Regions from separate parts of the Mus musculus genome. Here region 1 is linked to region 2. The links are chromatin loops, found by intact Hi-C in ENCODE. Cell type or tissue: heart. All regions are shown on one strand. Links, peaks and the distances in the headings refer to the core of each region. The heading gives the core; the rest is flanking DNA.

Evidence for each region. Peaks named below come from ENCODE experiments on the same cell type or tissue, not always from the same donor. Only the 100,000 strongest peaks of a DNase experiment are listed, where the experiment ranks them.
Region 1: a loop joins it to region 2, with 2.4 times the contacts of the local background. A loop is called at or near these places in 2 of 42 quality-filtered maps.

The regions. Positions count from the first base shown.
Region 1 is chr14:48,072,568-48,075,480 of GRCm38, forward strand. No RefSeq gene overlaps it. Among named protein-coding and RNA genes, the nearest start is that of Peli2, 47 kb to the right of the region's middle. In heart, for the core only: no CTCF peak of the experiment used is centred there; a DNase peak (open chromatin) is centred at 1,504; H3K27ac peaks cover 1,127 bases.
Region 2 is chr14:47,749,900-47,752,812 of GRCm38, forward strand. No RefSeq gene overlaps it. Among named protein-coding and RNA genes, the nearest start is that of 4930538L07Rik, 6.1 kb to the right of the region's middle. In heart, for the core only: a CTCF peak has its summit at 1,695 (motif pointing right); a DNase peak (open chromatin) is centred at 2,072.

The DNA of each region.
Region 1 (2,913 bases), core at 269-2,768, 320 kb after region 2:
AGAGAGAGAGAGAGAGAGAGAGAGAAACAGAGAAACAGAGACAGAGGCAGAGGCAGAGGCAGAAAGATAGACATGGGGGCAGGAGAGGGAGAAAGACTAAATCTTTCAAAAAGAAGAGTTGTAGTTGAAAAGTGTTTGATCTCCTGTTGCTCTGGTTTCTGGGACACACTTGCTTCTAGAGGGGTGGGGCTAAATAATCCAAGTGGGAGATTAAATAGAGAGAACTGATTACTAAAAAATTAAGGATCTTGTAATTCCATAAAGGGCCAAACTAGTGCTCTCTGTCTCTGTCTCTCTGTCTCTCTGTCTCTCTGTCTCTCTGTCTCTCTGTCTCTCTGTCTCTCTGTCTCTGTCTCTCTGTGTCTCTGTCTCTGTCTCTGTCTCTGTCTCTGTCTCTCTCTCTCTCTCTCTCTCACACACACACACACACACACACACACACACACACACAAACAAACAAGCAAACAAAAAGCAAAGCACAAAACCCAAGGATAAACTATGGAACAAACACCGAATCCAACTGGGGTGGTTTACAGAGCTCTCCTTCCCTTGCAAGTTCCATGAGAATTCAGAGTTTTAAGGGGTTTATTTTTGTTTTTGCCATCCTATTTTTTAATTCTCAAGGTTTCTTGACCTTAACATTAACATTTTACTATCTTGCACAGGAAAGTAGAAGCCATCCATACGCCTTGATTAAGTTTCAAGATCAAATAGGTGATGTTACATATGGACAGATCTTACCGCCCCACCCCCTTAAAGCTATGTCCAGAGTGTGAAATACATGGAGGAAGGGGTCGCTCTTCGGCCCTTCACCCCATGCTCAAGGCCAACAGCAGCAGAGCGTCACAGCCTTCAGTCCTGTGGTCTGCATGTTGGTCTTCAAGTCACCAGTACAGCAGGTAGCAGCGTAGCAACCATCAATCTCTCACCACCGCTAAGGGGTCTGTCAAATCAGATTCACACTCTCACTAGGAATGATGGTGCTCTCTGGGACAGAAACTGCTGCTAACCTTCAACAAGCGTAGCCCCTCAGGAACAATTGGCTGCTAGAACCAGGGAACGACTGTGTGGAGAATGAGTCTGACAATAGGAGCCTTTGGTACAAAGAGGCAGCTGAGCCTTTGTGGACAGAAGGAGCTGGGTAAGTGAGCCCCAGACCATGTGTTTCTCGACCTCTGACCTCCTGACAGCATGTGCTATCTGCCGGGCTCTGCTGCTCATTGTCTGCCCTGATCAGCCTCCGGCTTCATGAAGCTGAGTGGAGAGTCTATCCGATGAGATTGTGGGAAAATTCCACTTGATATCAGGTCGGGAGGACAGTGCTGTTTGTCCTTCCCTTCCCTTCGCTTCTTCTGTGGGCGAGCATGAAGGCAAAACAGAGCAGGGTCCCGTGGATTCTGAGGCCACAGCCTTTCCCGTATCTCTTTTCCCAGCAGTTAGATGGGAGCGAGCGAGCCACAGGCCTCTCAGATGAATGACGCAATCTCCATTCCAAGTTTAGCATTCTAAGCCCGCTGAATGGTTTGGCAAGAGAGTCCCAGCCGGTGCTGTTAGAGGACGTGGGAGACTGTTTTGCTCCTAACAAGTCTGAAGCAGAACACTCAAGAAAAATTTCCTCTCTTCTTCTAATCTGTCTACAGATGAGGTTCCCTGACTCGCCATCCAATCCAATCCCTGGCCACCAGGGAGACAATGAGCTTTCAAGAACATTTCTTATTATCCAGTCTCTATGTTTTTGACTGAAACCTGATATTTTGATTTCAGTGTCCCCTGATGGCCATCACCCAAATGTGTTTTTAAGATTTCATTCCACTGCTGGTTACTGGTGCCACAAATAGGAAGCTGGGTTTTATTTCTGTAGTTTTGCCGTTGTTGTTGTTGCTGTTGTTGTTGTTGTCGTTTTTCCTTGTTGTGAAAAAATGTTTGCCTGCTAATTTTCAGAAATAAGTATTCTAAAACTGTCCATGGAACAGTCTAGAAGGGGCCCGAAGAATGAAAAAGGCCTGTCTAAGATTCATGTTAGCATCTGGCCTGTATTTAAATGATCACATTAGAAGAGAAGCCTGTGGGAATTCAGCTTAATTAACTAAAATATTTACTGCTGATGTAAAGATAAAAGGGAGACAGGAAAGAAATTAATGTTAAAAATGCATTTAACATATTATTGCCTCCTCCCTTTGATGGGAGAGTAAGCAAAGCAAAGCAGAGTGAGCACCCACATTCTATATATAATTTATCACATTTCTCATCCAGTCGCTGAAAACCCATTCAGTATTTATAGTCAGCGTGGTCAGTGCACTTATTTATAACATGGTGTATTTTCTAATTGTGTTTAAAGACATTTGCTCACTTTAATATTTAAAGCCTGGTTACAAACAAAACAAAACAAAACAAAACAAAACAAAACAAAACAAAACAAATCCCCTCCTCTTTGTATTTTGTGTTTGAAGATCTCCCAAACATTATCAACAATAATCTTGGAAGCAATCTTATAAGCATGTTTTTATTCTTCCTGGGACAGGGAAATTATATAAGAAGAGTTAGGATGCAAGGCCGTTGGACAGGGAGAAGAGAATGGTGCTCTCTTGTCTCCTCTGGCCATGGCTCTCTGTCTCCTCTGCCCAACACTTTCTGTACCAGTTGCTTTTCTCACTGCTGAGACACACCCGGCAAACTCGACTGAAGGGAAGATGGTTTATTTTGGCCCGTATCAGAGTGTCACTTGTGGCAACAGAAACACAGCACAGGACAACTGCAAGCCACATTGAGTCTGTGATCCAGAAGCAGAGAGAGACGAATGGACGCTGGTATTCATGGCTTTTTATCAGTTCAGATCACTAGCCCATGAGATGCTACCACCCATATTCAGGCTGTGTCTTCCAACCTCAGGTCAATCTCTCTGGAAAAAACTCA
Region 2 (2,913 bases), core at 183-2,682:
GGCCAGGGCACTGTCTAGGCCCATGCAGCCGAACCCGCTTCCTACATCTGCCTGCCTCTGCCTTCTGAGTGCTGGGATTAAAGGCATGTGCCACCATACCCGGCTCAGGCAGATTCTAAGGACAAGAGCAAAAAGCAGCTAGTTCTTTGCCAACATATCACAAGAATGGTCTCAATTATAACCGATATTGTTTCCCTCTGAGACGTCCTGAGCTTGTCTCTGTAGTCCACATTGCTTTTAGCACTATTATATAAGCTCCTACTAGGATAGCCCATAAAACTAGCTTACAGCATTCTACTGCTTTCTCTGTCCTAAGTCTTCCACATTTCTCCCCAAAACAGAATGATCGGTCCTCTCAAGGCAACAGCCCACTCCCTGGTACCAACTTCTGTCTTAATTACTTCTCTCTTGTTGTGATAAGACATCATGGCCAAAGAAACTTCATAAACATCATGGTGGAGAAACATGGCAGCAGGCAGGCAGGCAGGGCACTAGAGCAGTAGAGGAGGGCTCACATCTTAATTGACAAGCACAAGGAAGAGAGCGGGGAGGGGAGAGGAAGAGGGGAAGGGGAGAGAGCTCTCCTTTCTCAAAGGCTGCCCCCAGTGGCTCACCTTCAACAAGGCCACACCTCCTAGCAAGCATTTCTTTCCAAACTGCTTTGCAAATAGTTCTACCAACTGGAACCAAGTATTGAAATACAGAAGCACTTGGAGCCATTCTCCACTCTCCAGCCTAGGTGCAGTGATAAGGTTCAGATTCCGCGAGAGGACCTGTTTTGAAAAATAAAGATGGAGGAACTGGAGAGCTGGCTCTGGTTCAGAGCACTGGCTGCTCTTCCAGAGGACAGGGCTTCAATTCCCAGCACCCACATTGGTGGCTCACAACTATCTGTAACTCTGTTCTTTTCTGGCTTTCAAGGACACCAGGCACTCACGAGGTGCAGATACACATTACAGGCAAAACACCCATGCATATAAAATAACAACAGACACACACACACACACACACACACACACACACACGGTGGAGACTAAGAAGGGACAAACATCTGATGTCCACCTCTGGCTCCCACATGCACCCACATGCACATGCACACACTAAAAGTAGCCAGTACACACAACACACAATGAACACATGTAAACAAACATTGGAAAGTTTTGCTTGCAATATAAAATTGAAAACAATTGTGTGTGAGTGCCTGAGTGTATGTGTGCATACCATAGTCCTTGGAGACCAGAAGAAGACACAGATCCCTTGGAATTGGAGCAGCCATTTGATGTGGGTGGTGGGAACCAAACTGGGGTCCTCTGTAAAGCAGAAAGTCCCCTTAATGATTGAAGTGTCTCTCCAGCCCCATGTTTGTTCTGATTTTTTTTCTTATAACCTGATCACACAGTTATCAGGTGTAAATTTCTAGATGACAATGTTGGCTTTTAATATCAAAAGGCTAAAGAAGCCTGAGTCTAAAGCAGTGCCAGATGAGATGAGTGGCCGGGAGAGTATATGCAGTTCCCAGAGCTGTCCAGATGCACACGGTCACCTGCAAAAGCACACGGAGGGACCCCACACACTAGAGAAACAAAAGGAAGTCTTTCCACCACCACCACCACCACCACAATCATGATCAGCATCACCTTTGCCATCCATCCTTTAACTTGCAACTTTCACTTGCAACTCCTCTCACACATTCACGAGTTCCGTCACTAGGGGGAGGTAACAGACAGTGCATATAAGCAAACTTGAAAGGCTATAGTTCTCTTGAAATGATGCTTGAGAATTTAACATAGGTAAAGCAGAGGCTTGTTTTCAGGGCTGGTTGTCCTCTTCATCAAGGTTTGAGCTTTGGATACACACACACACACACACACACACACACACACACACACACACACACACACACACACACACACACACATCTTCATCTGTCACTTTTGCTCAATAAGTAGCCTTTTTCTTTATTCTCTGACTTCCTGCCTCTTTCTCCATGGGACTCTACTGGGCCATTTCTGTTTTCCCTGGGGTGCCTCGCTCTCTCCATCCCATTCCATTCCCATCTGAGTCTGCAACTTTGTTGCCAACTCCCAAGTGGTGACTCACGGGGATGGGGAGGGGAGGAGGGGTGTCTCTGAAGCCTGGCCTGTTTGGACACTTAATGTACTACTCTGAGTATTTTCTAGGTCATTTTCATCCCCCTTTTTCTTCCTATGGTGATTCCCCCCCTCTTTCCATTATTCCACATCTGTCTTCATTTCCATCCTGCCTGGTAGAATGCCAGGCCCCGTTCCAGGCCTAACCAGTCAGCGGCTAGTTAGCTCCGACTCAGAATTGATCTGATCGTAGCTTCAGGGTACTCCGTCCCCCTGCAGGTAAACCGCTGTCCATTTTCTAGTGCTGGTTTGCTGGCCCTTGCCCCTCTTGATCTTGTGGTTGGCCAGTCTGTTTTCTCTACTCTTCAAGGGTTTTCCGAGGCCAGTCCCAAAGTTTTTCTGTGAATAAGTTCACTGTGGGGACTGCTCTGCTCCCCCAGGTACAAGTGACCTCTCCCACCCCAGCCTGCTTAGAACTATAGCCTTGTGGCATTTCTAGTCTATCAGAACACCGTCAGCACGATCCTGTAGACAGACACGCACACCAGGAATGGGTTTCCTACAGTGCTGGGTGTGAGGAGTCTGAGACTTGGGCAGGTCTAGCCAGTTTTGGATTGTAGATGGCCTGCTTCTTGTATCCAAGAAGATGGATTTCCCAGCCCACTTCTCTTTGTGTGGTAAAAGAGAGAGCACTCACCCCTTTCACAGGGTACTAATCCCACTGAGGAGGGCTCAGCTACCACGACCAACTCCCATCCCATGACCCACACGTCATCTTTTGCTTTGCTTTTTAATTGTTTTTGCTTTGTTATTTGACATAGGA